2 separate regions of the Mus musculus genome follow, and region 1 is linked to region 2. The links are chromatin loops, found by intact Hi-C in ENCODE. Cell type or tissue: left cerebral cortex. All regions are shown on one strand. Each heading gives the region's core, and the rest is flanking DNA. Links, peaks and the distances in the headings are about the cores only.

Region 1 (2,903 bases), core at 177-2,676, 55 kb before region 2:
TCTCTTTTTTTAAAGGTTTATTTATTTATATGTAAATACATTGTAGCTGTCTTCAGACACACCAGTAGAGCTCATCAGATCTCATTACAGATGGTTGTGAGTCACATGTGCTTGCTGGGATTTGCACTCAGGACCTTCAGAAGAGCAGTCAGTGCTCTTAACCGCTGAGCCATCTCTCCAGCCCCCCAGCCCCTGGTACCCGGCTCTTACCTGAGCAGAGGCGTGTTGCTCTGGTTCAAGGCCTTGAAAGTCAGGAAGCGTTCCCTTGCACTCATCCGGGGCTTGTAGAAGCGCATTAAGCCTTCGAACTGCCTGTAGGAGATGCCAGCCGGCCTCTGCAAGAGAGGGAGGGGAAGGCAGTCAGTAGGACGGGAGAGGCAGGGTCCCTGGGGGTGGGACCTGCATTTCTCCCATAGGCAACATAATAGCCACAGGGTCACCAGCTCTGCCAAGCCAAAATGGTGGCGGGGGGGGGGGGGGGAGGAGAGAATGAAGTCCCTCCCTGTGACCCCTCCCCCACTGCCCTACCCGTTGGCTGGCAAGCAGGCCGTAGGCATGCTGGATGGCGGTCCGTTTGTGCAGCAGCAAAGGGGGGGGGGGGAGAGAATGAAGTCCCTCCCTGTGACCCCTCCCCCACTGCCCTACCCGTTGGCTGGCAAGCAGGCCGTAGGCATGCTGGATGGCGGTCCGTTTGTGCAGCAGCAAAGACTTGAACTTGTGCTTTTCAATGTCGTTGAAGGTGTCGAACACCACGGCCAGGAGCTGTAAAGGGACAAGCATGGCGTCCTTGGCCGCCCTAGGTGAGCCTACAGGATCCGGGGGTCACCCTCTGTCCCCCATACAGGGCTTTCACTGAGGAAAGCCTACGGTGGGCTGCACTGCTCGGGACAGGGGTGGGTACTTGAGGAAAGAAACTGCTGCTCTTTGTATATTTCTCTCCTGAAGTCACCATTGCTGGGTTTTCCCCAGGGCCCTGTCCCTTTCCCCATAGCTGGCCCCTAGCTGGCCAGAGGAAGGGCCTGGGGAAGAGGCCACATGGACTTCGACCCTGGGGCCTCATCCTCCTCCTTCCACGGTTACTTTTCCTGTGAGTCACAGCTTCGGGTAAGGCTCCAGGAATAGTGGGGAGGAGAAAACCTGCATGCCAGGAATGGAACATTCTAGAACTGCCCCAGAGCAAAATCAGTTTATTAATGAGGGGGACAGAGGGTGGGGAAGACCTGAGTGACACTCTTTCTTTTTTTTTTAAGATTTATTTATTTCATGTATATGAGTACACTGTCGCTGTCTTCAGACACACCAGAAGAGGGCATCAGGTCCCATTACAGATGGTTGTGAGCCGCTATGTGGTTGCTGGGAATTGAATGCAGGACCTCTGGAAGAGTCAGTTTTCTTATCTGCTGAGCCATCTCTCCACTCTGTCTTTCAAAGCTGTTCTGAGTGTGTGCTCCTGATCCTTCTAAGGCCACCCCCCCCCCCCCGCCACACACACACACCCACCCACACACACACACCCTCACACACACTGCTTCCCATGCAGATGGAAGGTGAGTGTGTCTCTACCATAGCCCGCACAGGCAAGACATTTGGGTGTGTGGGCAGACAAGCTCTGTCGTACGTACATTTACTCAGCTCTGTGGCTGGACCGCTCCAAGGAGAGATGAGCTACAGATGAGAATAAGCACAGGAGTGTGGCTGGGTACCAAAAAACCCCCCAACTTACTAAAACTAATTATTGTATGCATACACATGCATGTATGTGTGTGTCTGTGTATGCCTCTGCATGCTACAGTGTGTGTGTGGGGGGGGCGGTCAGAGGACAACTTTGGGGGGGTCTGTCTTTCCTACTCAGGCTGTGAGGCTTGTAGGAAAGTGCCGTTACCTGCTGAGCCCTCTCTCTTAGATTTTGAGACATAGTCTCGCTATATAGCCATGGCTGGTTTGGAACTCGCTATCCCCCTGCTCCACTTCCCATGTGCCAGGGTTATAGGCACGTAGCACCAGGCCCAAGCCTTCTCTAGTGTTCTGACTTGGTGCCAGCCACGTGGAAAGTCTCTGACTTTCCCTCGTTGTAGTCATCCGACCATCGGTATCCCAGAGTCCCGCCTGAGGGGAATGTTGAGAGGCACAGGCTTTGCCCGGTCAGCCTGGCAGCACTATGCCGGCCTCTTTCCCTAAAGTTTCCTGGGGCTGTCCACACTCCCATCATGCCTGTGTGATGGAGTCTTTGTGAAAACAGGGTTTGGGGTGCTTCCAGAGAGCCTCGTGTGGGGAGGGCAGGAGGGCGTCCACTGTGCCCACGCAAATCTCCATCTGAACTCCTTGGCAATTCTTTTATGATAAAGCTGCAAACACTTCTCCCTAGTTCTGCGAGTCACTTGAGAAAAGGGCCGAGAAACCCCGACGTGCGGCTAGTGAACCAGAAGCAAAGGGGTCTCTGGGTGCTTACAGCCGCCTGAGGTTCGGGAAGCAAGCCCCTTGACCTGTGGGGTCTGGGGCTGTCTGCACATGCTGTGGCCAAAACTTGCTAGAAAGCACACACCTGCGTGACCACAGGATGACCTTCAGGGACTGAAGAGCTTGGATCATGGCTGGTCCAGGACCTAAGTACAAACTAGCTACGGTTCTTCACAGCCATTTCCTGTGCACCTCTGCATTGACCTAATGCCTTGGTGGCTATTAAGGAAATCCTTCAGGATGTACGAACAGAGCAGCGATCTAAAGGCTAAGAACTCCCCCAGCTAGCAAAGGAGGTCCACGGCAGAACTTGCCTTCTCCTTAATGGTGTTTCCACCAATGTATTTGAAAATTGTCTTGATTTATGACATCCCTTTGTTCTGTTCAGACAAACTCTCTCAGCAGAGTTACCACAGGAACATGGGGTTTGGAGCAACCTCTGTCTG
Region 2 (2,903 bases), core at 125-2,624:
TATGTACACGGTTGTATTGCCTACATGTATGTCTGTGCACTGCATGTGTGCAGTGTCGTCAGAGGCCCAGAAGAAGATGCTGGATCCTCTGGAACTGGAGTTACCGAGGTTCGTGAGCTAGGACTTGAACCTGGGTCCTCTGGAAGAGAAACTCGAGCTCTTAACTGCTGAGCCCTCTCTCCAGCCCCAAATGTTTTTTGAATTAATTTGTAAGTACTGGGGATCGTGCTAGGCAAAGGTTTTGAGCCTCACCTCCAGCTGGGAGCTCACCCTTTAAAAAAGATTATTATTGTGTGTGTGTGCATGTTGTGTTTGTGTGTGTGTGTGTGTGTGTGTGTGTGTGTGTGTGTGTATGTACCTATGGACATACAGGTACCACAATGCCTGTATGGAGATTGGGAGAACCCTGCTATCAGCTCCCTGCTGCCCCCTTGTGGCGCCAGAGAATTAGTTTAAGTCCTAAGTGCCTCTACCACCTACTGAGCCAACTTAAAGGGCCCTGCCTGGACGTTTTTGTTTTAAGAAAAAATACAAAGTGGAGACAGAAATCGAGAACTGGATCCAGAAATATGACATGGAGATGGGCGAGAAGCAGGTACGTGCCGGGGGTTCCTCCTGAGGGATTGGGGGAGGGAGGGTCGGGTAGGAGCTGCTCAAGGTGGCCTAGGTATGAGACTCCTCCCCTGGAGACCCTTTGAAAGAGAGAAGCTGAAACTGCTGAAATCCAGATTCATCCTGAAGCACGTGGCTCCACCTAATAGCCACCTCCCATGGTCCTCTCACAGCCCGGCTCAGCTCCTGCCTGCTCCCGGTTCACAGGCGAGCCCTCCTCCCCCACCCCCACATCACTCTGCACCCAAAAGGTCCAGGTGCCAGGCTCCCGAATAAAGCAGGGAATCGAGACGGTTCTCACTGTCGTCTGAAGGTTTCAAACTGGCATCGCTCATGAGCTGTGCCCCCTGATAGATCTGTAGATGCTGGTGGGAGGGAGGGATAGAGAGGAGGAGGAAGGAGGGCACAGAGTAGCTGGGAATAAGAGGAAAGGGAGAGGGAGAGGGAGAGAGCGGGGGGGGGGAGGGGGGGAGAGGAGGAGGAGGAGAAGGAGGAGGAGGAGGAGGAGGAGGAGGAAGAAGACGACTCGGACCAAGAAGAAGATATTTTTTAAGGGCCCACCCCACTACCCTTCCACGAACTACTTCCTCCCGGAAGGGCTCTCCTCCTGTCTGTTTAGCGATCAATGCATCCACTGGGTAACCCAGAGATGAGCTTGGAGCTTTCCCGATTCAGTCACTACTCAACAGCGCCACCTAGTGGGTACCAGGTCTCCAAACCAAGTGTCTGTGAAGGACCAGTTCATACTGAAACCCGAAGGTCTCTTGATCCCAGAAACTGGCCCTGGTATTTGGAATTGTCCCAGTGTTTCAAGTGAGGAAAACCAGAGCTCTCCTAAAGGTGGAGAGAAGCTAACAGATGGGATGCTAGCTCAGTAGGATGCTTGCCATGCAAACCTGAGGACCCAAGTTCGCATCCCCTGCATCCCATGTGAGAAGTGAAGGCGGCAATGTGCACCTGTGGTCACAGTGCTGGGGAGGGCACAGGCAGGCTGATCCTGGGAGTTTGCTGTCCAGCTAGCTCAGTCACATCAGCAAGCTCCAGGTTCAGTGAGAGAGCCTGGCCTCAGGAAGTAGGGTGGAGAGCCCGAGGAGGACACGTGACCTTGACCACCAGCCTCCACCTATAGTCACACACACACACACACACACACACACACACACACACACACACACACACACTGCATTTATTCACATGTGCATTTACACAAGAACAAAAGCACATAGGTTTGCACAACTCACCACCCTTGGTCCTCCCTCCTTTCTGAGATCTGCTCAGCCGGGTCTTTCCTGGAGCGAACCCAGGTATAAATATACAGACAGGCTCTGTATCCTACCTGGCTGGGCTGGAAGCCGGGCATGGGGAACGGGGAGGCCATGCCGGGTGCTGCGCACCTCCAGCCATGCCCCTCGCATAGGACGAATACGAGGACCTGGAGAGCATCCACAAGGAGGAGAAGCTGCAGCTGGAGGAGCTGAGGGAAAGGCACGCGGTGCTGGTGGAGGAGTTCTCTCAGATCCGGGCCGAGAGCGAGATCAATTCCAAGAAGCGGGTGGAGGCAGAGCGCGAGATGGTGCGCATGGTGAGAGCCGCCACGCTCATCCAGGCGGTGTGGAAGGGCTACCTGGTGCGCTCCATACTCAGGTCCAAGAAGAAGAAGCGGGGCAAGGGGAAGGGCAAAGACAAGGGGAAGGGCAAGGAGAAGCCCAAGGAAGAAAAGGCCAAGGAGAAGAAACCCAAGGCCAAGGGCAAAGGCAAGAAGAAGTGACCACATCCTGGTCTGGCCCCGCCCCTGTTCAGCTTCCACCACGCCCTACCGGGTCCCAACCAAGCCCCTGTTCTGTCCCAGCCCTTCCATCCCTGGCTTTAATGATGGCTAAATTAAAAAAGACAAACAACAAAACCCGTTTCAAACCACACTCAGTGGCTCACCCTTCAACAGACCTGTCTGTCCCAGGCTGAGGCTGAGGCCGTGGGCGCAACATCCTGAGGAGGGCGCAAACTTCGGATCCCCATCCTACCACACCTTCATTGAAAAATGAGGCCCTAGTCTTAGCTGAACTGTCAGGAGGGCAGCAGGGGGGTGGGGGGTGGGGGAGGGGTTGTGTGCTCAGACTGTTCCATGAGTTTTAAAAAGTACCAGTTGCTAGAATTTCACGAATTGAAAATTCTCCCATAGAAACTTAACAGCCCTTTCTGCAAGGATGTCAACACCCCTGACATCCCAGTAGTTGGGCCCTGTGTCTCTCCATGCAGCAGCAACCACTCTGCCAGCTTTATTTCCATGTAGC

The links. Hi-C counts contacts between places; a loop is a spot of excess contacts. Peaks named below come from ENCODE experiments on the same cell type or tissue, not always from the same donor. Only the 100,000 strongest peaks of a DNase experiment are listed, where the experiment ranks them.
Region 1: a loop joins it to region 2, with 6 times the contacts of the local background. A loop is called at or near these places in 5 of 42 quality-filtered maps.

The regions. Positions count from the first base shown.
Region 1 is chr5:120,549,281-120,552,183 of GRCm38, forward strand. Tpcn1 (two pore channel 1) reads right to left here. Exons shown (of 28, transcript NM_145853.2): 11 at 646-762; 12 at 211-335. Among named protein-coding and RNA genes, the nearest start is that of Tpcn1, 38 kb to the right of the region's middle. In left cerebral cortex, for the core only: a CTCF peak has its summit at 1,287 (motif pointing right); a DNase peak (open chromatin) is centred at 1,604.
Region 2 is chr5:120,604,606-120,607,508 of GRCm38, forward strand. It overlaps Iqcd (IQ motif containing D), which reads left to right. Exons shown (of 5, transcript NM_029408.2): 4 at 524-595; 5 at 2,030-2,508. The coding sequence ends at 2,380. Among named protein-coding and RNA genes, the nearest start is that of Rita1, 6.5 kb to the right of the region's middle. In left cerebral cortex, for the core only: CTCF peaks have their summits at 431 (motif pointing left) and 1,307 (motif pointing left); DNase peaks (open chromatin) are centred at 426, 1,292 and 2,102; H3K4me3 peaks cover 467 bases; H3K27ac peaks cover 435 bases.